Linked DNA regions of Homo sapiens: region 2 is linked to region 1. Evidence: chromatin loops called from intact Hi-C (ENCODE). Cell type or tissue: CD4-positive, alpha-beta T cell. All regions are shown on one strand.

The links. Hi-C counts contacts between places; a loop is a spot of excess contacts. Peaks named below come from ENCODE experiments on the same cell type or tissue, not always from the same donor. Only the 100,000 strongest peaks of a DNase experiment are listed, where the experiment ranks them.
Region 2: a loop joins it to region 1, with 4 times the contacts of the local background. A loop is called at or near these places in 2 of 110 quality-filtered maps.

Annotation. Positions count from the first base shown.
Region 1 is chr22:35,548,514-35,556,513 of GRCh38, forward strand. RASD2 (RASD family member 2) reads left to right here. Exons shown (of 3, transcript NM_014310.4): 3 at 2,990-5,486. The coding sequence ends at 3,519. Among named protein-coding and RNA genes, the nearest start is that of RASD2, 12 kb to the left of the region's middle. RefSeq lists enhancers at 530-1,240, 3,777-4,756. In CD4-positive, alpha-beta T cell, no CTCF peak of the experiment used is centred here; a DNase peak (open chromatin) is centred at 4,168.
Region 2 is chr22:35,254,292-35,262,291 of GRCh38, forward strand. HMGXB4 (HMG-box containing 4) reads left to right here and starts at 3,202. Exons shown (of 11, transcript NM_001003681.3): 1 at 3,202-3,266. LOC105373017 (a long non-coding RNA gene) reads right to left here and starts at 7,234. Exons shown (of 4, transcript XR_938210.3): 1 at 3,897-7,234; 2 at 2,922-2,970. RefSeq lists an enhancer at 2,496-2,996 and a silencer at 3,262-3,761. In CD4-positive, alpha-beta T cell, a CTCF peak has its summit at 3,587; DNase peaks (open chromatin) are centred at 3,160 and 3,510; H3K4me3 peaks cover 1,628 bases; H3K27ac peaks cover 763 bases.

The DNA of each region.
Region 1 (8,000 bases):
GCAACTCTCTAGGCATCATTCAGATAACCCCCCAACTGAGGTACTTCTATACAGAGAAACCCATGCCACTCCCAGCCCTGCTGCCGCCTTGAGGCCAAGACTGAGGCTGCGGGGTGGCCCCTCCTTGAGTGCTTTCTCTTCCAGGCTGGCTTTTCCGAGCATCTGACCCAGACAGCAGTCAAGTTCTCCGCTCCACCCCGAGTTTTGGAGAAGGGGCATGTAGATAGGAGAGCCCTGGGTCGACCTGTGTTCGAATCCTTGCTGGGCCTCTTGGCTTAAATGTGTGACCAGAGGCACATGCATCCTGTCTGAGTCTCAGCCTCCCCAGCCACACAGTGGGCTTAACCTCATACCCCGCAGGGAGGCTGTGAGGACTGCAAGAAGGCTTGTGGCGGGAGCTTCCAGCACGTGACGGGTATTGCATTGGTGTCAGCTCCCCCAGCCTTGGGGAGGGGACTGGGTACCCGCTGCAATGAATAAGGCTAATGACAGAGGGAAGGAGAGGGGAGATGTAGAGAGGAAGCACATGCATATTTTCAGCATTAATTTTCAGTGACACAAGTAATACCCAAACACACCCTCCTGCAAACGCTACAGATAAAGCTAATGCCCCTTTGACCCATGTCCCCAATCCCAGGCTCCTGCCCCTGCCCCGGAGGTGGCCACCCTGGCAGTCTGGCATGGAGCCTTCCGGGCCTCCGTGACTACACCGGCATTCGTATTTGTATCCCCACAATGGAGAGTATTTTTGTCTGTCTCTTTTTTATGGCGCATATCATTCTGAGCACAGCTGTCTGATGCTTGTTTTTTTTTCACACACCAACCCGTGCCTCATTTTCCAACCTGGTGGAACCTCATTTTTTCAACCTCATTTTCCTGCTGCTCAGGAAATTCTGAAAGCCATTAATTCCACTGCCAGCTCTTCTTCCAGCTGCCAGACGGGCCGATCTCTGATGCTTGGCATCGCAGTCTCGCATTTGAATATGTCAAGGCCACGAGTCCTCAGGGGCCCCGGATTAGCCTAACGGGATGGGGTTTGGCAGCCCAAGCAGGAAGAGTTGCCAAGCTGACGCTGCCTCGCAAGTGCCTTTCAGAAGAGCCCACACTGCAGTTCCCTCCATCACCTCCCATCCATTCAGGCTTCCTTGGTTAACACTGACTGTGTGCCAGGCCCTGGGGAGACCAGGACGAGTGGGTGATGGAACCCTTCTCTGTGCCCGAGCTGTTTGGAGCACACCTTTGATCTGGACACCATTCTGAATGTGCCATGTGCCATTAAATGGGGGTAAATGATGTGCTCTGGGGGTGCAGAGGAAGGTGGCAGCCATTCTGCCAGAAGCTGGAACTGGTTGCTTCTCTTCTCAAGAATTTGGGCCAATTGCTGATTCCTCTGGGCCTCAGTTTCCTCATCTGTGAGACAGGGATCTTGTCACACCACAAGGCTATCAAGAGTTTGAGCAAAAGTGGTTGGACGCAGTGGCTCATGCCTGTAATCCCAGCTCTTTGGGAGGCCGAGGTGGGCAGATCTCTTGAGGTCAGGAGTTCAAGACCAGCCTGGCTAACACAGTGAAACACCGTCTCTACTAAAAAATACAAAAAATTAGCCAGGTGTGGTGATGGGCACCTGTAATCCCAGTTACTCGGGAGGCTGAGGCAGGAGAATCTCTTGAACCCAGGAGGTGGAGGTTGCAGTGAGCTGAGATCTTGCCATTGCATTCCAGGCTGGGCAACAAGAGTGAAACTCTGTCTCAGAAAATAAATAAATAAATAAATAAAAAATAGCTAGGCATGGTGACAGGCGCCTGTAATCCCAGCTGCTCCAGAGGCTGAGGCAGGAGAATCGCTTAAACCCAGGAGGTGGAAGTTGCAGTGAGCCAAGATCACACCACTGCACTCCAGCCTGGGCCACAGAGAAAGACTCCATCTCAAAAAAAAAAAAAAAAAAAAAAAAGTTTAAGCAAAAGTGAGGAAGGTGCTTATTAAAAGCTGGAAATCAGGATGGAGGTACCAGTCCAGACAGCCTCCCCACCACCCCACCGTCTCCACAGCAGCCCCTGTTTCAGATTCACAAGCCTGCCTTGAGTGATGCAGTGAGTTATCCTGGAGGCAGTGTGGGCCTTGGAGGCCAGCACTCACTTTTTCATCCTATGATTTATTTGAGAAGCAGAGAGCACCTACCGGGTGCCAGGCACGAGCTAGGTGAGAACAGAATCAGGTAGAAATCTCAGCCTAGCCACACGGAAGCTGTGTGATCTTGGGCAGGCTGCATACCCTTTCTGAGCCTCAGTTTGCTCACCTGTAATGCAAAGGTAACAAAATCTTGACAGAGGCATAGTGAGGAATCAAGAGAACAACGGGCCTGGAGCATACACCCAGTGCTTAGCCCCCAGTAGGCCCTCACTCTCATCATTACTGACACCTGAGGTCACTGAGCATGTGCCACTGTCCATTCATTATCTTGCATAACTCCCAAAATCATCCTGCAAGGTAATATTTCATCTTCATGAAACAGACAGAGAAACTGAGGTTACAGAGGTTTCGTGATCTGCCCAAGTCTGCTGGCAGCTAAGCGGATGAGGCCAGATGCAAACTAGGCATTGAGCAAGACAGGCAGGACCCCTGCTCTCATAGAAATGATTTTTATTATTATCTGAACACAGTCCACACAAGTGACCTACCCCTCTCCAGCCCTGCAAAGAAATGTGAAGTGAGTTAACTGTATTTGAACCAAGTGGTCCACGTGTTAGCTATGCGACTGTGAACAGGGGCTTCAACCCCCTCAGCCTCAGTTTCCTGTCCTGGAAAATAATCGCAGGGAGAATAATCGCAGCTACCCCGAAGAGTCGCTGTGTAGGTTAAAGCAGTTATGCCGCATAACTGCTTCAGGGCACCTGTGACTCCCAGCTCTTAGGGCTGATGTTCTGTGGCCAGAGGAGGGCAGGGGTTGCAGCTGGCCGGTGAACTCACTACCTGGGCTCTCTCCCTGCAGGGGATGTCTTCATCCTGGTGTTCAGCCTGGATAACCGGGAGTCCTTCGATGAGGTCAAGCGCCTTCAGAAGCAGATCCTGGAGGTCAAGTCCTGCCTGAAGAACAAGACCAAGGAGGCGGCGGAGCTGCCCATGGTCATCTGTGGCAACAAGAACGACCACGGCGAGCTGTGCCGCCAGGTGCCCACCACCGAGGCCGAGCTGCTGGTGTCGGGCGACGAGAACTGCGCCTACTTCGAGGTGTCGGCCAAGAAGAACACCAACGTGGACGAGATGTTCTACGTGCTCTTCAGCATGGCCAAGCTGCCACACGAGATGAGCCCCGCCCTGCATCGCAAGATCTCCGTGCAGTACGGTGACGCCTTCCACCCCAGGCCCTTCTGCATGCGCCGCGTCAAGGAGATGGACGCCTATGGCATGGTCTCGCCCTTCGCCCGCCGCCCCAGCGTCAACAGTGACCTCAAGTACATCAAGGCCAAGGTCCTTCGGGAAGGCCAGGCCCGTGAGAGGGACAAGTGCACCATCCAGTGAGCGAGGGATGCTGGGGCGGGGCTTGGCCAGTGCCTTCAGGGAGGTGGCCCCAGATGCCCACTGTGCGCATCTCCCCACCGAGGCCCCGGCAGCAGTCTTGTTCACAGACCTTAGGCACCAGACTGGAGGCCCCCGGGCGCTGGCCTCCGCACATTCGTCTGCCTTCTCACAGCTTTCCTGAGTCCGCTTGTCCACAGCTCCTTGGTGGTTTCATCTCCTCTGTGGGAGGACACATCTCTGCAGCCTCAAGAGTTAGGCAGAGACTCAAGTTACACCTTCCTCTCCTGGGGTTGGAAGAAATGTTGATGCCAGAGGGGTGAGGATTGCTGCGTCATATGGAGCCTCCTGGGACAAGCCTCAGGATGAAAAGGACACAGAAGGCCAGATGAGAAAGGTCTCCTCTCTCCTGGCATAACACCCAGCTTGGTTTGGGTGGCAGCTGGGAGAACTTCTCTCCCAGCCCTGCAACTCTTACGCTCTGGTTCAGCTGCCTCTGCACCCCCTCCCACCCCCAGCACACACACAAGTTGGCCCCCAGCTGCGCCTGACATTGAGCCAGTGGACTCTGTGTCTGAAGGGGGCGTGGCCACACCTCCTAGACCACGCCCACCACTTAGACCACGCCCACCTCCTGACCGCGTTCCTCAGCCTCCTCTCCTAGGTCCCTCCGCCCGACAGTTGTGCTTTGTTGTGGTTGCAGCTGTTTTCGTGTCATGTATAGTAGTAGAAATGGAAATCATTGTACTGTAAAAGCCTAGTGACTCCCTCCTTGGCCAGGCCCTCACCCAGTTCAGATCCACGGCCTCCACCCGGGACGCCTTCCTCCTCTGCTCCCAAACAGGGTTTCCGTGGCCTGTTTGCAGCTAGACATTGACCTCCGCCATTGAGCTCCACGGTTTACAGACAATTGCACAAGCGTGGGGTGGGCAGGCCAGGACTGCTTTTTTTTAATGCTCCCATTTCACAGAGGATACCACCGAGACTCGGAGGGGACACGATGAGCACCAGGCCCCACCTTTGTCCCCTAGCAAATTCAGGGTACAGCTCCACCTAGAACCAGGCTGCCCTCTACTGTGCTCGTTCCTCAAGCATTTATTAAGCACCTACTGGGTGCTGGGTTCACTGTGTCCTAGGAAACCAAGAGGGTCCCCAGTCCTGGCCTCTGCCCGCCCCTGCTGCCCCACCACCTTCTGCACACACAGCGGTGGGGAGGCGGGGAGGAGCAGCTGGGACCCAGAACTGAGCCTGGGAGGGATCCGACAGAAAAGCTCAGGGCGGGTCTTCTCCTTGTGCCCGGGATTGGGCTATGCTGGGTACCACCATGTACTCAGGCATGGTGGGTTTTGAACCCATAAACCAAAGGCCCTTGTCATCAGCTCTTAACAAGTATATTTTGTATTTTAATCTCTCTAAACATATTGAAGTTTTAGGGCCCTAAGGAACCTTAGTGATCTTCTATTGGGTCTTTCTGAGGTTCAGAGAGGGTAAGTAACTTCCTCCAGGTCACACAGCAAGTCTGTGGGTGGCAGAAGCAAGCTAGCGCTGGGCATTCAGTACATACCACGATGTGCTCCCTCTCTTGATGCTTGGCCCCTGGGGCCTTCAGGGCTTTGGGACATCTTGTCCTCAACCCTCTCCCTAGATCAGTCTGTGAGGGTCCCTGTAGATATTGTGTACACCATGCCCATGTATATACAAGTACACACAGATGTACACACAGATGTACACATGCTCCAGCCCCAGCTCTGCATACCTGCACCTGCACCCCAGCCTTGGCCCCTGCCTGCGTCTGTGCTCAAAGCAGCAGCTCCAACCCTGCCTCTGTCCCCTTCCCCACCCACTGCCTGAGCCTTCTGAGCAGACCAGGTACCTTGGCTGCACCGGTGTGTGGCCCGCTCTCACCCAGGCACAGCCCCGCCACCATGGATCTCCGTGTACACTATCAATAAAAGTGGGTTTGTTACAAAGCCGTGTCCTTGCCCATGTGTATTTTTTGTATTTCCAAGAGGAGGTGTGCCCCTTTCCAGACCAAAGCTGGCCTTTCCCTCCCAAAATGCACCTGCCGTGTGCCCTGGCCCTGAGGGTCAGCACTGAGTCCACCTTCAAGTGTAAGTGTGGGGAGAGGGGGATAAGTCCCCCAGATGGAAGGTGATGCCCTCCTTCAGCCTGGCCCTCCTGGGTCCTCCGGGTGTGTGTACCGAGGTGTCTGTGTCCACAAAGAAGGGGCCCCCGTGGACCATTAGCTCCAGGAGGATCTCCGTGTCTGAGTTCTTTGTGATTCCTGTACAGCAGCAATTTCACCCGCAGGGGACAGTTGGCAATCTCTGGAAACCTTTTCCAAGCCTGGGGCTGGGGCTGCTACTCTCATCTGGTGGGTGGAGGCCAGGGACACCATTCAGTATCCTCCAACGCACAGGATGCCCCTCCACCCCCACCCCACTGAGAATTATCTGGCCTCAAATGCCAAGCGTGGGCAGCCTTACTTAGACTCACCCCAGGGGCTGGGACACGCCCCCACCTGCGTGTGATGGATTTGTTGGACCACATTCTGGACGGAACCCACAGCATGAGCACTCCTGTGAAGTGAGACAGGATGTGGGTGAGGATGGAAAGTGGAGGCTGAGGGAGAAGGTCTGGGCCCTGACCAACACGGAATGTGCCCCCTGGGACTGAGAGGCTTCCCTGGGCAGAGGGAAAGGAGGAAGTCAGTGAGGTAAAATACTCCCTGTGTGTTTTACCCAGCGAGTCTCACGCCATCCTATCACCCAGCCCCGAGGGAAGCCCACTCATGTTCACCCCATCTGAGCATTTAGGCTCAGAGAGCTCAATATCTTGTCCAAGATGGCACAGCTGGTGAAGTGGCAGATCAGAGATTCAACACCAGAGGCTGTCTGATTTCCGTCTGGCTGAAGAAAGATTTTGCATCAGGGAGGTGGAAACCATCTGTGCTTTTGATCAGCAAATGCCACCAGCAGGATCAGGGAGCTAGGCCATAAAGGAGGTCGAGAGACAGGCAGTGTAAGGTTCATTGGGAACCACATTGTCCATTGGGAAGCCACAACCTCTGCACAGACATTCACAAAACAGAGCCAGGCTGTGGTGGAGGCGAGACCACACAAGTCCATAGTGTGGGGAGCTGGAGAACTCCCAGCCTCTACCTACCTGGGGGCCCCGCTCCCAGCCTGTGCATATCTGGGGGCCCGCTCCCAGCCTCTGCATATCTGGGGGCCCTGCTTTCAGCCTCTGCCTACCTGGGGGACCCTGCTTCTAGTCCCTGCCTACCTGGGGGCTCGGCTCCTAACCTCTGCCTACCTGGGGCCTGTCTCCCAGCTTCTGATAATCTAGCAGCCCAGCTCCCCTCCAATCCTTTGCCCACCCCAGCCACAGAAGGTCAGTGTGGGAGGCATGTCCCTCGGACACTTTCTAGATCCTGGTTTTCATACACACAAAGCATGGAGGCGAACACTCCCTTCTGCATCGCCATCAGCGCTGAACCATAACAAGGGCGCTGGTGCACAGAGACAGGCCTCCACGGTGTCCCGCTGGAGCCCAGCCTGCTGCTGCCACTCCCTTTCTCTATGTGGGTCTGGAAATAAGTCTCGTCCCCTCGCAGGCCTCCTTTTCTTCATGAGTAAATGGGAGGCGGGAGGAAGGCATCCGGACCAGATACACACCAACAGCCTCTCGCAGCCCTGATGGTCTCTACTAGAAGGAATTAATATTCCTATTGCATAACTCACAACATTCCAATCATCACCAAACAGAACACGCTCGCCCCAGCCCCAGCTCTAGCCCCACTCTTTGTTCCCTGCATCCCACAGTCCTTGCCCTGGAATGGGGTTGACAGCAACAGGCTGCCACAGAGGAGAAAGACACATGTCTTCTTAGCCCTGGGACAGTGGGTAGGATAAGATTGTAGGAAAATTCCCTTCATGGTGAGACCATTTAGAGCCAAGCCCAGGATAGCCGGCTAATCCCCCGACCCTAGGAAGGGAGCATTGGGAACATGATTTCAAAGAATTCTGCGCTGTGAACTCTAAGTACTTGTTCTGTTCCACCTCCCTGAACCTGTCACTTACTCGAAAGAAAAACTTCAGTCTGCATCACGGTTTGGTGGGGGCTGATGGGAGGCCTGCCAGGGGCTCGGCAGTGAAGGCTGCCGGGAATGGGGGAAGGGAAAAGGAGCTGACCTTTGCGAAGACCTTACTCTGTGCCAAGCACTGTGCTGAGCCTTTTACCTGCGTCCTGTCATTGAATCCTCATGGCAGAGCTAGCTGGAATCCTTTTTTGGATAAGAGAGAATGGAGTTCAGAGAGGTAAAGTCACTTGTCCAAAGTTGCACAGCCAGGAAGGAGCAGAGCTGGATGAGAAACCATGTCTGATTCCAAAGCACATTTTTGTCTCCAGGGCTTTTATAACTGAGCCAGCTGAGAGGTTGCTCTCTAGTGGGAGAGTCCAGTGAGTTGGGGTGCAGTGTCTGG
Region 2 (8,000 bases), 290 kb before region 1:
CTAGGCCTGCCCAGAGGGTCCTCTTTTCTGTCTTTCCAAGTTTCAAAAATGCAAGAGAACTATGAAAGATAGTCAGCAAAGAATACTTTTCCAGCAAGGTACAGAGGAAGCACTTGAATACATTCAAGGAACTATGATCTCCTGGCTCCCACCACCAACCCACTTCTGGCTGAGCTAGCTCCGGTGTGCACCTCAACAGAGAAGCCTCCCTGATTACTGTTTTAAAGAACAAGCTGTTCCTACCCACATCCCCTGCTGGTACTCTCGTAGCCAACCTGGCATTATTTTCTCCACCTCTGATTATCACTGAATGTAGTATTCATATCTTAATTTTGTGTCCCCCAACCCAACCGGAATGTAAGCTCCTGGGGGCCAAGGACTCTCAATTCTGTTCACTGTTCTATTCCCAACACTTAAGACAGTACCTGCCACATGCTGTGTTTTCAATAAATATCTGTTTAATAAATGGAAGTGCAATGATCCAAGACTGGGAGCAAGTTAATAGCATTTTGTGATTGAGTGAGTAGGCTGAGGAGAGATCTGACTTCAGGTCTCCAGGAGCTTAAAATGAGCAAGAACTTGATATGCTCCATCTTCAGGTGGACTAAAAGAAGAAATGGGACCAATAGGACTCATAAGGCTTTTAGGTCCAAGCTAGTGGTAGAGTGTGGGGACAGCTACTGTTTTTGCCTACCTAACATGCACTCACCCTTCTGACAGCAACCCTTGATTTTCTTTGTGTCTACCCCAACCTAATTTTGGAGGTAAGCAGATGACCTAATTTAACCAATCAGCAGCAGCAGCAGACTCCACACCTTTACTCATAGTGATTGCTTTTTGTCTGGACACATGATCTAATTCAGGCAATAAGAATCAATCCCATGACTTTTGCCAAAGCAAAAGGGAAAAAGAAACTCCTTCCAGGGCCAGGCATGGTGGCTCACATCTGTAATCCCAGCACTCTGGGAGGCCAAGGCAGGAGGATTGCTTGAGTCCAGGAGCTTGAGACCAGCCTGGGCAACATGGTAAAAAAAAAACAACAAAAAAAACCCATCTCTACAAAAAATACAAAAAGTACCTGGGCATGGTGGCATGCACCTGTGGTCCCAGCTACTTGGGGGGCTGAGGTGGGAGGATTGCTTGAACTCAGGGGGTCGAAGCTGCAGTGAGCTGTGATCGTGCCACTGCACTCCAGCCTGGGTGACAGAGAAAGACCCTGTCTCAAAACAAACAAACAAAACCTCCCTCCACAGGGACACTGCTAGCAGGAAAGATGATGAAGCTTGGAGCTGCTGGAGTCATCACCTGAATCTGAGAATAAAGCTAACAGAGGAGAGCACCACAGACACGTCAAAGGACCAGCTTGAGTTACCTCCCTGGAAGTGACCATGTCTGCAGGTACTGGAAATTTCAATCATGTGAGCCAATAAATTCCCCTCTTCTGGGGAAACACATGGAAATGGGTTTCTGTCACAACTGAAATCATCCTGACCAATGGATTTAGGGCTCTGAAGAACAAAAAGGAAATACATCATTAGGGCTCTTAAATGCCTCAAAGGGAAGCCTAACGTCAGGCAGGGTGTCCCAGAAATGCAATCTAACACCTTTTGGTGAAACTCATTGCCTGTCTTTTTGGTGAGTAGGATGGGAGCTGCGGAGAAAAAGGCCATGCTACTTTTATTAAGTATTTGCAGTTACATTTTGCAAATGATTTCAGCAACTTTATCTCAGGTGTTTTAACATCTCAGCATCTCACAGTTGTAAGAAACAGAATCAATCTTCTACTCAGTGCAGAGGGGGAGAGAGCATGATATAGCAAAAAGAGCACTGAACCAGAGTCTAACAATCTGGCTTTTCATCTTTATCTGATCACTGATTAGAGTGTGGTCTCAGACAAATCACCTTGCTTTTATTGGTCTCATGACTACCTCGTCTTCAAGCACTCACCCAACTCTGCAATGGAAAATACACTAGGACAGAGGTTCTTAATTTTTTATGGGGCCTGGGCCCTAGGAAAACACACACTGCACACATGATTTTACGTTGCATGGGGTTCACAACTCTAGAAGCCAATCTACATCTCTAACTTCTCTGCTTTACAGTAACACCAGCTTCTGCTTGAGCGCTCCTCCAGTGGGAGGGAGCTCACTACTCACAAGGAAGCCCATTGTACTACTGAACTGTACTAGAAAAATAAGTTATTCTTCATATATATATATATTTTTTGAGATGGAGTCTCACTCTGTCCCCCAGGCTGGAGTGCAGTGGCGCAATCTCGGCTCACTGCAATCTCCGCCTCCCGGGTTCAAGCGATTCTCCTGCCTCAGCCTCCTAAGTAGCTGGGATTACAGGCACGCGCCACCACGCCTGGCTAATTTTTTGTATTTTTAGTAGAGACGGGGTTTCACCACATTGGTCAGGCTGGTCTCGAACTCCTGACCTCAGGTGATCCACCCACCTCAGCCTCCCAAAGTGCTGGGATTACAGGCGTGAGCCACCGCCCCTGGCGTTCTTCTTCATATCAAACCAAGTTCTATACACTGTAATTTCTACTCATTGGTCGAAGTTCTCAATGGCAAATCAGAAAAATTGTGTTCTCGCCTGTATATGACATCTCTTCCTCTCTCTCTCTGAAGACTGTTTCTAACTAAAAAATGTAGATGATTCGCCATGCAAATTATTTTACTGTACATTGTTACAAAGATAAGTTCTTCACCTCACCCCTAATATGCCAAATGTTCAAATGTAGATGCTGAAGTCCAAATAAGCACACTGCTATTAATCTGCATAGATCTAGGTGTTGCAAAGAGGAGAACTGCTGTATAACAATATCTTGAAAGAAACAGCATAGTATTTTGGGGAAAGCACTGCATTCAGAATCAGAAGACTTGGAGTAATACTCGGTCTCACATTCCAACTACCTGTGTATCCTTGGGCACGTCACTTAACTTCTCTCAGCCTGGTTCTCTTCTGCAAAATGCGACAGGAATACAGTGAGGATTAAGTGAAATAATGTTTGTAAGCTTCTAGGGCAAGGCTGGGACATAGCAAATTCTCAATAAATAAGTGCCAGCTCCCGCGCTCAGCAGGCTCCGAGTTTTATTCGATGCGCTCGGCGCTCTTGGTCGAGCGGGATTCCCCCTCCGGAGCCCGAGTCTGCGCTCTGGGCTCGACTGAGGCTCCCTGGCCGCTCGCGCTTTTCTCTCCTTCTCCAAGATGGCGGCGATCGGCGGCGTTGAGGCGGGATCCGGGCGAGCCGAGTGAAGGTAGCGGCGAGCGGAGACCCCAGGAGACCGGGCTGGGCCCCCACCCTGAGGCGGCAGCAGCCCCGCCCCGTCGCCACCCGCCGCCCTGGGCCCGCGACATCACCTCTGGGGTGCCCCAGGCCCTTCGCGGCCTAGCCCAGGGGCCGAGCCGGGGACTGGAGTAGCGGCCGCAGCCGCCCCCAGGAAGGGGCTGGAGCGGGCAGAAGGAGGAGGGCGGGCGGGAGCTGTTCAAACGGGGAAGGCGGGAAAGCTGCGGGGCCGGGAGGGGGCGTGCGGCCGCCCCGGGGGCCTGCGGACCCGGGCCGCCCCTCCCCCTGCCCGGGCCGTCTCCGCCCTCGGGGGCGCCGTGAGGCCGCCGGAGACGCGGGAACCCGGGTTCAGGTCGAGCTGTGCGGCTCGGAACCCGCGATGCGGGGGTCCCTCGGGCTGTCAGGGGGAAAGGGCTCGTGGCCGCGGCCACGGGAGGGCTGGGGCTGCGGCTGGCAGGAGAAAGTACGAGGAGCTTTCTTCTTTTCCTCTTCACAGAGCTTTGTTGAGCTAGCTGTTGCCGCAAAACTGCCGGGAGAATCCCACTGGTTTGCCTTGGGGACCACAAAAATGGTGGTCCTGGGGGCTGTTTGTGTAAATCACCTGGTATTTTGTGTGTTTCTTGCGTGCAACCCGGCTTGGCCGTGCCTTCGTGGTGGGCGCCTTCTCCATGCAGGCCCATTTTCCCTCCACCAACTACTACTTGTAGATTCACTTTATAGCGTGCAAAAGCGGAGAAACATCTCTGTCCCCTCTTTTGGAGGGCTAAGCTGGTGGCTGATTATATTTCCTCCTAATAGAACAAAGTAAAAAACTGAATCCCAAATAAAGCCTGTTGATTGGACAAGGCTTCTCAAAATTCGATTGCTGGTCTTATGGAATGTGTGTTGTCAGCCAATCTGTGCGGTGGTCGTGGTTCCGCTTAATTGCACTGCAATGAGAGGATTCAATCCCCATCCCCGACTGTCGGGATCTCTGCAGCTTCCAGAGCTGGCAGGGGCTGGGAGTGCTGCCTAGGTAGGTCCCTGGAGAAGGGAGTGGCAAGAGGATTCGGAGTCACCGTGTTCGGAGATTGGAAGAAACCTGGACGAAGTTGAGAAGGCATCACTTGTCTGTATCGTAGAAGTAACAAGAAAATTTCAGAAATTGGCAACCGGCGGATGTGCATCTTCCTTTACCTGCACTGACTGGCATTTTGAGTTCTTGAAAGGAGTGGTTGGAAGAAGAGAATGCAGAATCTTGGACATGGCTCTCATCCTGGAACAGACCTGGAGTTCAGAATTTCTCTTACTGTCCGTGTGACGGGGCTTACTTTGTTTCCTTTTTTTCGATACTCATTTACATTATGGGGTGAAGAAGGTTGTTGATTGCAGGAGCTCAAGTTACCTCAAAAAAAGTCTGAAACCTGTTTTTTAACTGTAATTTGAAGTTTCAAAATGACAAAGTGCTATATCTGAGGACTTTTTCCTCCTGATTACTTTGGTCATCCCAAAGGCCTATGCCTGAACATAACTTGTATGCTTATCTACCAGGGAAAGAGCAACTCTGCCCCCTCCTTTTTCATATCCTGAAGAAAAGTCCCCGAAGAGCTATTTAACAATTTGTGCATTTCATAAGTATACATTTTTATGGTACCAGTTTTTTACTTGTATCAACAGTATGAAATAGTGAACTTTTACTTATGTTGTCATATCTTAGCACACTGAGACAAACAAAATTATTCTTGCCTCTTGGAGTTGACAACATTGAATTTTATAAACTCCCAAATTATTGAATTGAGACTGGGTTTTAACACCTGTTTCACATTTGCCAACATTTAATGTAATTATGACCTCCCTTTTCTAATGTGAAAATCAAACCTAATATTCATTTTCATTAATCCTCACAATCTACTCTCTACCCCTGAACTCTGAATTTTCACAGATTGTATTCAAGACCTGGAAGGAATATCAGGGGTTCATCTGATCTTATATAAATGTTGCCTGAACTCTGCCTTTCTTTCACACTGTTGCTTGAGATTTATCTGGTATCTTTCCAAAACTAAACCCTGAGCTGCAATAATATCCTGATTTTAAAGAACGTAGAAATTCAGGGCCCATCGGTCTGCCCAAGCTGTGGCTGATACAGTCCGTTGTGTTTAATTTTAGTTTTTCAAGCTCTTGGCTGCCCCAGTTCTTCAGTGAATTGGACGTGTCTTCAGGCCTCATTCCTTCTTTTTTCTTCAGGTTATTTAATCCAGTAATTTATAAAATGCTCTTCAGTGTTTTTAAGAAAATTTAAACAGTGGTAGACCTAATATATGTAATGCCAACACCACATTTTCTTGGTTGGCCTGTGCCTCTGAGAAGCAGTTCCTAATTTTCTATTCCCTCTCACAACTTTTTAATCCACTAGTTTTTTAAAGCAGCCAGTAACGAGACCACGATACAGTCATCTTTCTTTCTTTCTGTCTTCAGAGGTACTTATTTCTATTCTGTTAGGTTGCCCAACTCTGTTTTATGTTGATTTTGATGTTACCAAAGGGAAGGCCTGTTATAAGTCTCAGGACCAGCCTTTGCTTACATATACAAGTGCATTTTGTTGTTGACAAAACACTGATGACTGTATTTATGACATTGAATATTTAAGTTTTTTGCCATTATTTCTGAAATATTCTTTGCCAAAATTCATGCACAGAAAGTGTTTAATTTGAGGTCTCCATTGGTTCTTGGCATTATCAGCCTATGAAAATCTATATAATCTATATATTTTTCTTATAAACTCAGTATTTTAGTGCCATTGAGAGGATATGCTGTTTTCAAATAAATTGATATAATTCCCTGTATTTCCCTTCTACCTGCACCCCTTTTGGAGTCAGCACCACTTGGGTGGAAAGGGGAGGACAGTAGTTTCCGCTGAGAAAGTGTCATCCTTAAATGCTGGAACATGGAAAACTGGCTACATTATGTATCTTGCCTCCTCACATTTTTATCTGAGGCCTGACCTTATGTCCCCTTCGTTTCCTATGAAAAGGCCCTTCGAACAGGCAGTTCTCCAATTGAACTTTAAAACAATCCAGTTAATATAGTTTCATTACTCTAGCTTCTCTTACTTTGACCAAATCCATTCTTTATTTCACTTCTCAGAGAAGTGAAGAAATGCTTTTTTATGTTTCTTTTCTTAATCTAATAAATCATTCTTGGTAATGCTTCATTTTCCCATTTAGGCCTACCTGTATGTACATTGTATTTTATCTGATTGTGCAAATAAGTCTTTTTAATGTAACTCTTATGAAAGTCTCCCTTGTTAATCAAATTCATCTTTTCTTTCACAAAAGTTCCATGCTTCAGTATTGTCCACAGCTACCTGAAGGAATTAGTAATGTGTCATTTAAGTGTCCTTCAGTATTTCTAAATACCCTTATAATAATGAAGGTAAAATTAAATTTAAATAAATGATCAATTAGATTAACTTTGTAAGCATCTGACTTAATTGGATGAGAACATTTCCAAAATATTTAATATGTAATTTTAAAATTCCTGAAGGACTTATGAAATTGCTTGTTCTTAAAACATTTAAAGAACTTTACCTTGGCTGGGCGCGGTGGCTCACGCCTGTAATCCCAGCACTTTGGGAGGCCGAGGTGGGTGGATCACGAGGTCAAGAGTTCAAGACCAGCCTGGCCAAGATAGTGAAAACCCATCTCTACTAAAAATACAAAAATTAGCCAGGCTCGGTGGCAGGCGCCTGTAATCTCAGCTACTCGGGAGGCTGAGGCAGGAGAATCGCTTGAACCCGGGAGGCGGAGGTTGCAGTGAACCAATATCGTGCCACTGCACTCCAGCCTGGGCAACAGAGCAAGACTCTATCTCAAAAAAAAAAAAAAAAATCCTTTTACCTTACAGTGCATTTTATAGCATTGTCATCTTCAAAGTCAAAATGGACATATAAACTCAAATGCCAAAAAAGGTTGTAAAAATTCAATAAAAAATACAATATCTAGAACATTTAAATTATAGCAATTCTTATTAGTGAAGGTCTTAATAATCATAAAAGTTTTATGACCAGTGGACAAATGATAAATGTCTCCCTATTTTCACCTAGCCTTTAAGAAAGCCTTGGTGGTGGTGACAGCTGTCATATGGTCAACTGATGTAAGGAGTGTACCTGCTTTTACAGTTACATAAATTTGAACAAATTCATGTCGCCCCCCCCAAAAAATGCAAAAGACATTGTGCTCTAAAGATATTTAACATCCCTATACAGTTAATCATTTCTGTTTAAATTACAATGCAATAGATTTTACCGCTTCACCAATCCAGTTGGTAGGATTTTGTGGTCTTCAAATGTTTGATGTGATCTGTCTTCTCTGCATCTTGCTTTACTTGTGTATGTTGTAACCATGATTGAACCTATCCCTCTAACTTAATGTTGGTTTCTACCCTGTCTCAGTGTTGTCAGTCCTGTTGGCATTTTAGAAATTCTCATTAATTTTGAAAATATTTTTTGTATTGGAGGTATTTTATATACTTCCCCAAATGACAACTTTAATTCATGACTGAAATCTAATTAAGCCTAGTATACTTCCTGCAGTATCAACCCCACTGTATTTACAAAGAGAATGAGGAGGTGACAAGACACTTTTTATTTCTTGCTGCCCTTCCAGTCAGCCCTTGGATCACTGCGCATTTCCATCTGGAAGGTTGCTTCTCCTCAGTGATTTCGCAT